Linked DNA regions of Homo sapiens: regions 2 and 3 are each linked to region 1. Evidence: chromatin loops called from intact Hi-C (ENCODE). Cell type or tissue: A673. All regions are shown on one strand. Region 1 has its middle 13 kb from the start of LINC02721. Region 2 has its middle 79 kb from the start of LMO2. Region 3 has its middle 64 kb from the start of CAPRIN1.

Region 1 (5,000 bases):
GCAGAAAATGCTTTCCAAGAGTTCAAATGTTGAAGTATGGATTTTTACACTACAGCAATAAGCAAACATTTCTCATTGGTAAAAATGTGTTGATTGTAATGGTTCCTATTCTTACGAATAAAGATGTGTTTGAGCCTAGTTATAATGATTTCAAATTCATGGTCTGAAATTGCAATTACCTTTGCACCAACCATATATATATATAATGTATTTCTAATAAAACATTTTTCCTGCTCTTTCTCCAGTGCCTAGAATAGTGCCTGGCACATAGTAGGGGCTCGGTAAAATTTGCTGAACTAATGAATGGGCTCTATGAATCTTATCAATGTTCTAAATGCTAGCATTTTATAGATAAGGAAACTGAAACATCAAAAAGTTAACTTCCATAAGTCCCACAGCTAATTTCTTTATCTGTAAAATGGGCGTATAAATATTGCCTTTCTCATTATTATGGGGAGCAAATGAATTACCATATAACACCTTAGGGAGTGTGTCTGGCTCAGTGTTCGTGCTCACAACTGTCTATGGGCTGGGCGCAGTGGCTCATGCCTGCAATCTCAGCACTTTGGGAGGCCGAAGCAGGTGGATCACAAGGTCAGGAGTTCGAGACCAGTCTGGCCAACATGGTGAAACCCTGTCTCTACTAAAAAATACAAAAATTAGCCGGGTGTGGTGGTGGGCACCTGTAATCCCAGCTACTTGGGAGGCCGAGGCAGGATAATCGCTTGAACCTGGGAGGCAGAGGTTGCAGTGAGCCAAGATCGTGCCATTGCACTCCAGCCTGGGTGACTAGAGTGCAATCGACTCAGCCTCCCAAAGTGCTGGGATTACAGGCGTGAGCCACCAAGACCAGCCCTAAAAATTCCTTTCCATTGATGCTTCCACTCAAGCTACCATCCCATTTTTCTCCTTTTACCATCTTTTAAAACTCCTTTTCAAAAAAGTAGATCTGAAAATTAATCTATGTTGTTAGAAGTAAATAAATCAATTATTCATCAAGCTATATATATTTATGTGCACTTTGAAATATATACATATACATATTACTTTACTGAAAAATTAAGAGAGAGAGTAGCTTAACTAACCTCCTCTTCTCTAGTTTTCCTTCCCTCCTCTCCCATTCAATCATTATTCTCCCTTGCAAATTGGCTTCCATGCACAGTGTCAAAACTGTGGCCCCTGCCACATCTCAGCTTCCTCACTATACACTGTCACCATGCTGTCCTGACATTCTCCTGTCTCCAGTGTCCACTCGATGGTTCGAGTTCTTTGTCCACTTTATGAGTCTTGCTTTTCATAGGGCTATATACACCTCTGCGGCCTTTCCTTGCTGTCTCTGCCTGCTAATGTTCTGCCCCTTTGTCGAGATCTAACTCAATTCTGCCCCCTTGTCAAGATCTAGCACCTTCTCCTGGAAGTCTTCTCTGGTTTCCCTAATTCTACATCATCATTGCTCACTTAGCACTTTGGGATAGTGCCACTTGTGGGCCAGGTACTGTCTGAGGTAATGGAAGACATTCAGCCCTGCATTAGTTATTGGTTTAATATTAAGTTTTGCTATTTGCATCACAAGAAATACAGACTCATTTAAGATTTACCTCAAGTACCTGAGGGTGTATAAGGGTGATGTCTTACCACCTTTCCATCTGAGAATTTGTCTTCTGGGAATAGAAAATAGTAATGGATTCTTGACCATTGTTTCTAAGCAAAGCATGCCAGAGCTCATGTCACCCTTTCTAGTAAGAAGTTGTGAGTTTGCACTGAAGAATTATAATCAAAATGCGTAAAGCTCCCTCCCCTACCTCCACTTAAAGTTCTTTAGGGATCCTTCTGGCTCATCTGCAAGCTCCCTAATTTAAGGGACAAGTCTTTTTTCCCTTAAAAAGTTTTCCTGGGTTTAACTCCTCCCCTTCTCCCACTTTCTGCAGAGTCAATGGATTTACCCTTGAGAAGATTCTGCCTTCTGTCCTGGGGCAAGTGATGAAAGTCTCCAGCTCCCAGTCTGACTCACGAGAGTAGACAGCCTTCTGCAGAAGTTGAATTATAGACTGTGGCCCCTCCCCTGTTTTCTACCAACAGTATGAATGAGCAACACCAGACTGGACCTCAAGAATGTTTCTCCAACTGGAATTTCTCTTCTCTGACAGAGACTTGAAAGCAGCTATAGTAAAATCTAGGCATGATGATCTATGTTGGGCACTGCACAAGCACTCCTCATTCAACAAGGTGCCGTTCATATCAGAGATGCTTTATTATTGTGATAATTTTTATATGTTTATTTTTATTTTGTTTATTGGAAAGATTGACGATTTGTATGTTTCTTACAACTTCCCGGCAGATGGCAGTAAAGTGTCTTGTTTTAAGATGTTTACTATATTTTGTTCAGAGTCCATTTACAAAGGAAAAATGAGTCAGTATTCGAAATCAACATGTCTAACATCATCTGAAAATAACTTTTACTTCTAAACAAGAAATCACTTTATCTATTGGTAGGTGAGTGTTTAAATGTTTTTTAAATCCCTATTGTTGTTAGAGCTCTGGCTAATTAATATTTCATACTGCATTTCACATTATCTGCTGTGTTCGCTGCACCCAAAAGCTATTCCTGAATTCCTCGTTTAAATCTACAAGAACTTTCATTATTAGATTAATCACCATCAAATGACATACACTCAGATAATCCACAAAATGAATTACATGCACATAAATTAGAGATTACCACTTCGTGATCTGGCTAGTTCTATAATGGAAATTGCTTGTTGTGCATATCCTGTTAATAAAAATATTAATGCTTGATAATATTTAGCAGTCTGTTAATTATATATTTTGTATGTTATGTACATGTAAGTTCCGAGATAAAATACCATTGATTTTTTGCTCAGATACTACAAAGGAGTTTTTAAAATTAATTTCAGAATCAGAAAACATGGAAGGAAATCAAAGACAATCAATTAGACTACTGAATATATTTTTGGAGAAGATAGAATCAGGAGGCAAAAAATGCTAAATTAGGATGTGGATTTAATTTCAATATTTATGTCAGACATAACTTGAGAAAAAAGTGGAAGAGAAAAAGAAAACATTAAACTAGATTTTCTTTTCCCTATCGAGGTACTTGGCTATGTAATTTGAATTTTTGTCCATAGAACACTCTATTTGAAATTTGTCTACAAAATGTATACATAAGAATTTTAACTTTCCATCGTATTTAACTACTATCAGTACAGGTAGGAAGTTTTCAGAAATTACTTATTCATAAATTTTTTTTTTTTTTTTTTTTTTTTTTGAGACGGAGTCTCGCTCTGTCGCCCAGGCCGGACTGCGGACTGCAATGGCGCAATCTCGGCTCACTGCAAGCTCCGCTTCCCGGGTTCACGCCATTCTCCTGCCTCAGCCTCCCGAGTAGCTGGGACTACAGGCGCCCGCCACCGTGCCCGGCTAATTTTTTGTATTTTTAGTAGAGACGGGGTTTCACCTTGTTAGCCAGGATGGTCTCGATCTCCTGACCTCATGATCCACCCGCCTCGGCCTCCCAAAGTGCTGGGATTACAGGCGTGAGCCACCGCGCCCGGCCCATAAATTCTTACCAATGTCAAACCGACCACGCCCCTTATTATTCTACCTTAATGGTTTCTGTGTTTTCTCTATATTGCAAATTCTTCAGGGATGAAAAAAAAGTGTCAACTGAAGAATAAAGATGTTAGAATGGGTTGGCAGTACTTATCACATAATACTAATAAACAGAGGGTAAATGCACTTCAATGGTGTTAAGAATTCAAAGATTTGAAATATATATAATATAAAGTGATAAAGATGCTATGATAAAGAGAAACAATATCATGTGCACGTAATATACATGACTCGGCTTTGACAAGACAACATCTAGGGAGAAGATTATCCAGGAAACTACTAGTGCAGTGATGCAAATTGTCTTCCGGCAGGGCATGATGGCTCCCGCCTGTAATGCCAGCACTTTGGGAGGCCAAGGTGGGCGGATCACTTGAGGTCAGGAGTTTAAGTCCAGCCTGGCCAACATGACGAAACCCCATCTCTACTAAAAGTACAAAATTAGCCAGGTGTGGTGGTGCGTGCCTGTAGTCCCAGCTACTCGGAAGGCTGAGGCAGGCCCTCAGCCTTGAACCCGGGAGACAAAGGTTGCAGTGAGCCCAGATCGTGCCACAGCACTCCAGCCTGGGCAACAGAGTGAGACTCAGTCTCAAAAAAAGAAAGGAAGGAAGGAAGGAAGGAAGGAAGGAAGGAAGGAAGGAAGGAAACAAGGAAGGAAGGGAGGGAAAATTGTCTTCCTTAGCAAAAACTATCAAAAATTCAATAAAATATGGCACATTGATACCAAATAATGTTACACAGTTTTAAGGAATAAAATATAAAAACCAAATAGTTAAACTGATAGCAGAAGTAATGAATGAACTAATTTTGAAAAAGATTATTTATCTTTATTATTTCAGATACAGTCTCTGGTATAAGCCAGGTAGAACACATAAAGCTATTAGAACTACACATAAAGAACACATGAAACTATTAGAACACAAACATTTCATATGTGGATATTTGGGTGAGGGAGGTTGTCCAGTAGATGACAAAAGAAAGCATGTACAAACTTTCAGAAGGCTACTTGCAAATGTAAAGAAAAGTTACATACAGCAATGCCACAAGTATGCATAGAAATCATAATGGATTGCAACAGAGGATCCTAAAAAAGGTCTAGAGTATTTTATACTTTTTGTTATGTGTCTTTACATTTGATATTGAATGATGCAGCAAATATCTATTTTACAGCACTGAATTTTTTTATATCATCTAAGAAATTATATAACTACTCTTTTTTTTTTGCTAAAAAAAAAAAAGGGATAGATGTGCAGAACGTGTAGGTTTGTTACACAGGTATACGTGTGCCATGGTGGTTTGCTGCTCCTATTGACCCGTCCTCTAAGTTCCCTCCCCTCACCCCCAACCCCCAAACAGGCCCTGGTGTGTGTTGT
Region 2 (5,000 bases), 140 kb after region 1:
TATAATATATATGTCTAGTGTATATGCTAGAAAGCTCTAGAGGAAGGGAAAGTACCACCAAAAAACTCTGGTGGGTGAGCAGCAGTCCTGCCTCCGCAAGTGCTCAGCCTCTTCCGTTTTAAAAACTGAATAAATGGCCAAGTGTGGTGGCTCATGCCTGTAATCTCAACACTTTGGAAGGCCAAGGTGGAAGGACTGCTTGAGCCCAGGAGTTCAAGATCAGCCTGGGCAACATAGCGAGACCCCATCTCTACAAAAATTGTAAAAACTAGCCAGGTGTGGTGGCGCATGCCTGTGGTCCCAGTTACTTGGGAGGCTGAAGTGGGAGGATCGCTTGAGTCTAGGAGGTTGAGTCTGCCGTAAGCCATGATGGCACCACTGCACTCCAGCCTAGATGACAGAGCGAGACTCTGTTACAAAAAAACCCAAAACTGAATAAAGATTTACAGCACATTGATTCGATAAAATTTCTATTTATTAACCTGTCCAGGTGCTCACATATTTCAGTCTGGATGCACCCATCAAAGCATCCATCACATAATAGTAACTTACCTGTGGCCCTGCTGGAAAGTCTGTACCATGATAATCATTAACATTTGAGTGGTTAATGCCAAGTGTTAATTCACTTAGTTATCAAAATAATTCCTTCGGGTGAATGCTATTTTCACTCCCGTTTTATAGTTGAGGAAACTGAGGCATAACAAAGTAAAGTAATTGGCAGGGCTGGATTTCAAACCCAGACAGTCTAGCTCTACCTGGTGCTCCAACCAGAATGATACACTCCCCCTTAGGATGGGACTGAGTCCTTTTACCTGAAACAGCCTCTGCAGCCAAGCACAGACCTAACACACAGAAAAATTTAATAAATGTTAGTTGAATGAATCTTCAATTAGTAGAAGACTGTTTATTCATTTCTTCAGTAAATATTTATCAAGTGCCTTCTATGTGGCCAGCACTATTCTGGGCACTGGCACAAAGTGGTGACAAGACCGCTGCAAGCCTGAGTGGCCTCTTGTTCAGCCTGACACACGATGCAGAAACTCCTTCTCCCACATTCCCACCTGATGGCCATCCCACCTCTGGTTCAGGAGATGGAAAGGCGATTGCTGTTAGATTCTTGTTTGTTTAAGAGACTGGCCTTCCTTGGCCTTCCACTTGAAGAAGCACAAACTTGCACTACAACCTCATGCCTATAACAGCCTTTTACATCTTGCAAGATAGTTCTAGCTCCTTCAGGTCTTCTTTATTCTAGGCTAGACTAAGCTTCCTCAGTTCCTTCATCAGTTCATGCTCTGATTACATTTCTGCAGGAGACAGCTTTCATTTACTTACTCATCCATTCATTTAAACTTTGCTTGCTGGGTGTGGTGGCTCAGTCTGTAGTCCCAGCACTTTGGGAGGCCAAGGCAGGCAGATCGCTTGAGCTCAGCAGTTTGAGACCAACCTGGGCGACATGGCAAAACCCTGTCTCTACTAAAAATAAAAAAATTAGCCAGGTGTGGTGGTGTGTGCCTGTAGTACCAGCTACTCAGGAGGCTGAGGCAGGAGGATCTCTTAAGCCTGGCAGACAGAGGTTGCAGTGAGCCAAGATCGTGCCACTGCACTCCAGCCTGGACCACAGAGCCAGACCCTATCTCAAAAAAAGCTTTACTAATGACTTACTATTAATATGTACCAGGTACTTTGCTAGGCCCTATGAATACAGAAATGAAGGGCATGGTTTCTTCCCTCAAGAAACGCATGGTCCACTGGGAGAATGAGGCATTTAGGGAAATAATTTCAACATTTCCTAGGTGACAAGTATAATAGAGATACAGTTATACTGAGTAGAACCACTCAGTGCTACAACTAGACTTTAAGCCGGCCACTCTGGGATCATTCAGTGTGGCCATGTTTATCTTGCATAGTGACCACGAGAATGAAAAGAAGAGCTAGGAAATAAATATCTCCACTGTCCTGATCTGAGTGTTGTCATTTAAAGGATGCAGTCCAGAACTGTAACTGATTTATTTAGCAGGTGGCTAACTTAAAAAAAAAAACCCTAGTATTAATTTCATGAAATGTTATCAGGCCCATCCTACACTAATGAAATGAGAGATAGATGAGAGATAGGCAGATAGATAGATAGATAGATAGATAGATAGATAGATAGAGAGATAGATAGATAGATGGATAAACATTTTGCATGTTTCATCCCTGGTAAATATCCTCTTATTTCAGTCTAGCAAAGCTCTCATATACAATACCAGGCCTTAGGAATCAAGGTCCAATTTCCAGCTCCATTATTTCAACCTCCAAGACCTACCTCATAGGTCTGTTGAGGGCATTAAAAGAAACAATGAATGAAATGATCTGGCACGTTGTAAGCCCCATAGTTGGTGCTCAATAAATGCTAGTAATATTTACTTGTGGCTTACTGGTTCCTCAAGATTCCTTAAAATCTGAATCTGGACACCCAATGTATGAGGCTGCGCTTCAGCTTCATGTCAGCTGCAAACCTGACAGGGTGTCTTCTAATTTTCAATAATCACTCCACTCCCAACTCCATTCCTCATCCGCATCTGCTTCCCTTCCATTTCCATCTTTGCTCGGCCCAAGTATCAGGCGCTATCTCAGAAGGTTGACAAACCAGCATTGCCACCTGGAGGACAGCATGAGAATCTGGGTGAGAGAACAATTTTATGGCACCAGATAAACCAACTCAGCTGTTCTGTGCCGGCACTAACGAGGCCAAGTTCAGAGGTTCATCCCCCAAAGGGGCCAATTAGCTTTACACTGAGAGGCACTCCGGAGTGCAGCCCCAGCCTCTAACCTTGGCCCCCAAGTTACACGTGTGTGGCTGTTGGTTAGAAGTGAATTCATCAATCCAATCCCATTTTTCATAATTTCTTTAAAACCCAGTTGTAAGGCAGCGTGGAAACAACAAAAATGCACAAGACCTTCTCCTTCCTCTTAAAGAAGCTTCAGCCTGCAACAGTGTTTCCCCAAATGAATCCTGAGACATTAATAGGAGTTATGAGAATAAGTGGCTCCAGTGTTAAATCAGTTTGGAAAACACTGATCTAATCAAAGTCGAGGAGCTTGTTTACGAAAGGGCTTTGCAGAGCTTGCTACATGCTAATATGCACGTGCTAATTTTCCAAGAAGGAAATGCAGTGTGCAGAGCTTCACAGATTTGGACAGCCATGGGCATCCGCACCTTTAAAAAAAAAAAAGAGGCCGGGCGCGGTGGCTCACACTTGTAATCCCAGCACTTTGGAAGGCCGAGGCGGGCGGATCATGAGGTCAGGAGATCAAGACCATCCTGGCTGACACGGTGAAACCCTGTCTCTACTAAAAAAAATACAAAAACTCAGCCGGGCGTGGTAGCGGGCGCCTGTAGTCCCAGCTACTCGGGAGGCTGAGGCAGGAGAATGGCGTGAACCTGGGAGGCGGAGTTTGCAGTGAGCCGAGATCGCGCCACTGCACTCCAGCCTGGGCGAGAGAGCGAGACTCCGTCTCAAAAAAAAAAAAAAAGAAAAGAAAAGAAAAAGAAAAGAAAAGAAAAAAGAAAAGAATAGTAACGAATCTACTGGCCCAGGATATGGCTACTTTCAATGGAACATCTATTTTAAGAAGCAATTCATCCATGGCAAAGGTTCACAGTCTATTGCTAAGTTTAAAAAACCAGGAAGGGGGAAGCATACTGTAGAACAATATCGCGTTTTGAAAAGATAGAAAAAGATGTACATATACTTGGGAGAATAAAAAACAAAAAGACACAAACCAAAATGTTAGCAGCTGTGATCTTTTTGTTGGGAGTGGTAGTTGTTTTTCTGTGCTCTGCTTTTTAAGTTTTCTGCCGTAAACATACAGCACGTGTTAATTTTAAAATGAAACCACCGGCCAGGCGTGGTGGCTCATGTCTGTAATCCCAGCACTTTAGGAGGCCGAGGTGGGCAGATCACCTGAGGTCAGGAGTTCGAGACCAGCCTAGCCAAAATGGCGAAACCCCGTCTCTACTACAAATACAAAAATTAGCCAGGTGTGGTGGCATACACCTATAATCCCAGGTACTCGGGAGGCTGAGGCAGGAGAATGGCGTGAACCTGGGAGGCGGAGTTTGCAGTGAGCCGAGATCGCACCACCGCACTCCAGCCTGGGCGACAGAGCGAGATTCCGTCTCAACTAAAAAAAAAAAAAAAAAAAAAAAAAAAAAGAGGAAGAAGAAAAGAATAGTAACGAATCTACCGGCCCAGGATATGGCTACTTTCAATGGAACATCTATTTTAAGAAGCAATTCATCCATGGGAAAGATTCACAGTCTATTGCTAAGTTTAAAAAACCAGGAAGGGGGAAGCATACTGTAGAACAGTATCACATTTTGAAAAGATAGAAAAAGATGTACATATACTTGGGAGAATAAAAAACAAAAAGACACAAACCAAAATGTTAGCAGCTGCGATCTTTTTGTTGGAGTGGTGGTTGTTTTTCTCTGCTCTGCTTTTTAAGTTTTCTGCCGTAAAGGTACAGCACGTGTTAATTTTAAAATAAAACTACCGGCCAGGCATGGTGGCTCATGCCTGTAATCCCAGCACTTTAGGAGGCCAAGGTGGGCAGATCACCTGAGGTCAGGAGTTTGAGACCAGCCTGGCCAACATGGCGAAACCCCGTCTCTACTAAAAATACAAAAATTAGCCAGGCATCGTGGCATGCACCTATAATCCCAGCTACTCGGGAGGCTGAGGCAGGAGAATCGCTTGAACCCTGGAGGTGGAGGTTGCAGTGAGCCAAGATCATGCCACTGCACTCCAGCCTGGGTGACACAGCAAGACTCCATCTCAAAAACATTTAAAAATGTAAAAAATTAAAAAATAAAACCACAAAGCCCTTGTTTTAGGACAGTGTACCATCTTCATATGACTATTATTGTGGAATGCAAATGTTTCTTACTTACAATGGGGTTACATCTTGATAAACTAAGTTGAAAATATCCTAAGTCAAAAATGCATTTAAAACTG
Region 3 (5,000 bases), 150 kb after region 1:
TGCCTGATTCTCCTGCCTCAGCCTGCCGTGTGCCTGCAATTGCAGGCGCGCGCTGCCACGCCTGACTGGTTTTCGTATTTTTTTGGTGGAGACGGGGTTTCGCTGTGTTGGCCGGGCTGGTCTCCAGCTCCTAACCGCAAGTGATCCGCCAACCTCGGCCTCCCGAGGTGCCGGGATTGCAGACGGAGTCTGGTTCACTCAGTGCTCAATGGTGCCCAGGCTGGAGTGCAGTGGCTTGATCTCGGCTCGCTACAACCTCCACCTCCCAGCCGCCTGCCTTGGCCTCCCAAAGTGCCAAGAGTGCAGCCTCTGCCCGGCCGCCACCCCGTCTGGGAAGTGAGGAGTGTCTCTGCCTGGCTGCCCATTGTCTGGGACGTGAGGAGCCTCTCTGCCTGGCTGCCCAGTCCTCACTTCCTGGCCATCCCATCTAGGAAGTGAGGAGCGTCTCTGCCCGGCCGCCCATCGTCTGAGATGTGGGGAGCGCCTCTGCCCGGCCGCGACCCCATCTGGGAGGTGAGGAGCGTCTCTGCCCAGCCGCCCCGTCTGAGAAGTGAGGAGACCCTCCGCCTGGCAACCACCCCGTCTGAGAAGTGAGGAGCCCCTCCGCCCAGCAGCCACCCTGTCTGGGAAGTGAGGAGCGTCTCCGCCCGGCAGCCACCCCGTCCGGGAGGGAGGTGGGGGTCAGCCCCCGCCAGGCCAGCCACCCCGTCCGGGAGGGAGGTGGGGGGGGTCAGCCCCCCGGCCCGGGCCAGCCGCCCCGTCCGGGAGGTGAGGGGTGCCTCTGCCCGGCCGCCCCTACTGGGAAGTGAGGAGCCCCTCTGCCTGGCCACCACCCCGTCTGGGAGGTGTACCCAACAGCTCATTGCGAACGGGCCATGATGACAATGGCGGTTTTGTGGAGTGGAAAGGGGGGAAAGGTGGGGAAAAGATTGAGAAATCGGATGGTTGCCGTGTCTGTGTAGAAAGAAGTAGACATGGGAGACTTTTCATTTTGTTCTGTACTAAGAAAAATTATTCTGCCTTGGGATCCTGTTGATCTGTGACCTTACCCCCAACCCTGTGCGCTCTGAAACATGTGCTGTGTCCACTCAGGGTTAAATGGATTAAGGGTGGTGCAAGATGTGCTTTGTTAAACAGATGCTTGAAGGCAGCATGCTCGTTAAGAGTCATCACTACTCCCTAATCTCAAGTACCCAGGGACACAAACACTGCGGAGGGCCCCAGGGTCCTCTGCCTAGGAAAACCAGAGACCTTTGTTCACTTGTTTATCTGCTGACCTTCCCTCCACTATTGTCCTAGGACCCTGCCAAATCCCCCTCTGCGAGAAACACCCAAGAATGATCAATAAAAAAATAAACTAAAAAAAAAATAATTTAAAAGGCAACAACATAACCTAGCTATAATTTCTGCTTTAAGGAAACCTAAAAATGACAAACAGAAAGTCAGCATTTTTCAAAATATGTGCTGTGAGATACTAGTTCCCGGATGTGCTGGAGGGGGAGTAAGAGAAGGGTACCCTCTTAGTTGAGAGAAATTTCAGAAGATTAATTTCCTCCCTTTGTTTTGTTTCCACACTCAGATCGTAAGTTTCTGATAATTTGCTTTTTGTGCTACTTGCTCATGGGAAGAGCATGTCCTGGGCCACACGACACAAGCTTTCCAGGCTTTTGCTTCACAGCTCAAGTTAGCCTTGTGAAGCTAAATGTCAGCATTCATGGCTAGGCATGGTGGCTCATACCTGTAATCCCAGCACTTTGGGAGACCGAGGCAGGCGGACCACTTGAGGTCAGGAGTTCGAGACCAGACTGGCCAACATGGCGAAACCCTGTCTCTACCAAAAATTTAAAAATTAGCCAGGCATGGTGGCACATGCCTGTAGTCCCAGCTACTCGGGAGGCTGAGGCACAAGAATCACTTGAACACAGTAGGCAGAGGTTACAGTGAGCCAAGATGGCACCACTGCACTTCAGCCTGGGTGACAAAGCAAGACCATGTCTCAAAAAATAAATAAATAAAAAATAAATGTCAGCACTTATACTTATATAAAAACATATGCGTATGTTCTTGTATACATATAGTGATTTAGCTGAGTAGTTAATTTAGTCATAGCAAATACGCTTAACACTTTACATAGCAAATATGCATAACAAATACGCTTAACACTTTTTCTTCTTTAAGTGGAAGGGCCATAGTGGGGGGACTTTCACCTTCAAAGCTACACTTTCTCTAATATTTGAAATTTTTACAATAGCATGTTTAATGTATATAACCTAAATATATACATATATTTAAGTTACCATATTCAATTGTAGAATTTGAGAGGTAAAAAATATTTTCCCAAAAATGTTCCCAAATGCATCTCTCAAGCTTCCACATGCCCAGACTGGCAGAAAATCCAATTTTCCTAAGCACAGCCCACCTACCTCCTTCTCTGCAAAACTCCCCTGCCTCTGCTTGTATTCAAAGCACAAGCCCTGGCTGAATGTGCTTGCCAAGTCCCTAGAATTGAAGCTTAGAGCGCCCCCTTGAGCCTTGAGGGGCATCCACAGTGCTGCCCAGCTCTTATTCTTTAATATGCAACCGACGAACGTTGACTTGGTGTAAGAGACCCTCTTGTCAATGCTGCTGCTGTTGCTCCTCCCAGTGACCTTAGAGTTCTTTTTAGAAATAGTTTCTCTCACTGAAAAATATAAAAGTCATCTTCACCAGACTCTAAGCTTTTCTTTTTTTTTTTTTCGAGACAAGTTCTCTCTCCGTCACCCAGGCTGGAGTGCCATGGCACAATCTCAGCTCACTGTAACCTCCGCCTCCCGGGCTCAAGCGATCCTCTCACTTCAGCCTCCCCACCCACCCCCCACCCCCCGGGTAGCTGGCACTAGAGGCATGCGCCACCATGCCCGGCTAGTTTTTTGTGTGTTTTTGTTTTTATTTTTTGAGACAAGGTTTTACCATGTCACCCAGGCTGGTCTTGAACTTTTAGACTCAAGCGATCCACCCCCCTCAGCCTCCCAAAGTGCTGGGATTACAGGAATGAGCCACCATGCCCGGCCTTATGTATTATTTGTTTAAACTTCACAACATACCTCGATGATAGGTGCTATTCTTCCCATTTTATAGATGAGAAGACTGAGATTTGGAGAGCTTAAATAAGGGGTTTAAGGAGACATTGCATGAATGCTCAACTTCTTGGACAAATAGGACATGAAACTCATATGGAGGTGATTCTGTCAAAAGCATCTACGCAAGGGCTCTGCAGTCTACACCTAGGATGGGCTAAGCCCAGGTTTTCCACACTAGGATGTGTGGACTTTCTGGAATAAGCAGAATCCTGTAGGTACTGATACGGTAAGTAAACACAGTGTATCATCTAAGAGTATGTATTAGTCCATTTTCGCCCTGCTATAAAGACATATCCAAAAGTGGATACTTTATAAAGAAAGGAGGTTTAATTGACACACAGTTCTGCATGGATGGAGAGGCCTTAGGAAACCTACAATCATGGCAGAAAGCCAAGGGGAAGCAAGGCATGTCTTACATGGCAGCAGGTGAGAAAGAGAAGACAGGGGAAACTGCCAAACACTTTCAAAGCTTCAGATCTCATGAAAACTTACACACACCGTCACAAGAACATCACAGGAGAAACCACTCCCATGATCCAATCACCTCCCACCAGATCCCTGCCTTGACATATGGGAATTACAGTTTGAGATGAGATTTGGGTGGGGACACAGAGCCAAACCATATCAGAGTATCAGTTTTCCTTCAAGGTTTTTTGGGGTAAATGTTATTTTATAGTAAGACCAATGGATATATTAAGGAGCATAAATGAAACATTTTAAAATACTTTGAGATAAAAAGGCAAAAAGATAAAACTAAAGCCATCCCGTTGGTGAAAGATTGCATCACAAAATCCTCTAGGACAATGCTTCTCATGCTTTCACGTGCAGATGTCTCTCCTGTAGGCAGGGCCAGCTCCATGGGTGTGAGGCCTGTGGAGTCGCACCTACACTTGCAGATCCTGACTCAGCATGGCTAGGCTAAGGCTGCGATTCTGCAGTTCTAACGAGCTCCCACGTAATACCTGTTGTTGGTCCAAAGACCACACGTTGAGTGGCAAGACCCAGCCCTTCTCTCTATACCTCTGTTTGTTAACACTTAACCAGGAAAGTTTAAGAAGCAGTAGAGAAGGAGGGCAGTGAATCACAGCAGTCAAAATAATATAGTGAAAAGCGTGGGTCTTTACCACTACTTACTCTGTAAAATACTGAGAGGTGACAGCGTGCTGGCAGTCCTCAGAGCCCTCGCTTGCTCTCGGCACCTCCCCTGCCTGGGCTCCCACTTTGGTGGCACTTGAGGAGCCCTTCAGCCCCCCACTGCACTGTGGGAGCCCCTTTCTGGGCTGGCCAAGGCCGGAGCCCACTCCCTCAGCTTGAAGGGAGGTGTGGAGGGAGAGGCACGAGCCGGAACCGGGGCTGCGTGCGGCGCTTGCGGGCCAGCTGGAGTTCCGGGTGGGCGTGGGCTTGGCTGGCCCCGCACTCGGAGCAGCCAGCCAGCCCTGCTGGCCCCGGACAATGGGGTACTTAGCACCCGGGCCAGTGGCTGCGGAGGGTGTACTGGGTCCCCCAGCAGTGCTGGCCCACCGGCGCTGCGCTCGATTTCTTGCCGGGCCTTAGCTGCCTTCCCGCCGGGCAGGACTAGGGACCTGCAGCCCGCCATGCCTGAGCCTCCCACCCCCTCCATGGGCTCCGGTGCGGCCCGAGCCTCGCGGACGAGCACCACCCCCTGCTCCAGGCGCCCCGTCCCATCGACCACCCAAGGGCTAAGGAATGCGAGCGCACGGCGCAGGACTGGCAGGCAGCTCCACCTGCAGCCCCGGTGCGGGATCCACTAGGTGAAGCCAGCTGGGCTCCTGAGTCTGGTGGGGACGTGGAGAGTCTTTATATCTAGCTCAGGGATTGTAAATACACCAATCAGCACCCTGTGTTTAGCTCAAGGTTTGT

Evidence for each region. Peaks named below come from ENCODE experiments on the same cell type or tissue, not always from the same donor. Only the 100,000 strongest peaks of a DNase experiment are listed, where the experiment ranks them.
Region 2: a loop joins it to region 1, with 6 times the contacts of the local background. A loop is called at or near these places in 16 of 110 quality-filtered maps.
Region 3: it touches region 1 in a loop (4-fold over the local background); 16 of 110 quality-filtered maps call a loop at or near these places.

What each region holds. Positions count from the first base shown.
Region 1 is chr11:33,833,299-33,838,298 of GRCh38, forward strand. No RefSeq gene overlaps it. Among named protein-coding and RNA genes, the nearest start is that of LINC02721, 13 kb to the left of the region's middle. In A673, a CTCF peak has its summit at 2,320 (motif pointing right); DNase peaks (open chromatin) are centred at 2,043, 2,353, 3,903, 4,203 and 1 weaker place; H3K4me3 peaks cover 957 bases; H3K27ac peaks cover 3,258 bases.
Region 2 is chr11:33,968,571-33,973,570 of GRCh38, forward strand. No RefSeq gene overlaps it. Among named protein-coding and RNA genes, the nearest start is that of LMO2, 79 kb to the left of the region's middle. RefSeq lists silencers at 1,052-1,346, 2,492-2,786. In A673, CTCF peaks have their summits at 2,645 (motif pointing left) and 2,844; a DNase peak (open chromatin) is centred at 2,641; H3K27ac peaks cover 598 bases.
Region 3 is chr11:33,985,652-33,990,651 of GRCh38, forward strand. No RefSeq gene overlaps it. Among named protein-coding and RNA genes, the nearest start is that of CAPRIN1, 64 kb to the right of the region's middle. RefSeq lists an enhancer at 4,098-4,669. In A673, a CTCF peak has its summit at 2,534 (motif pointing left); a DNase peak (open chromatin) is centred at 2,510; H3K27ac peaks cover 2,149 bases.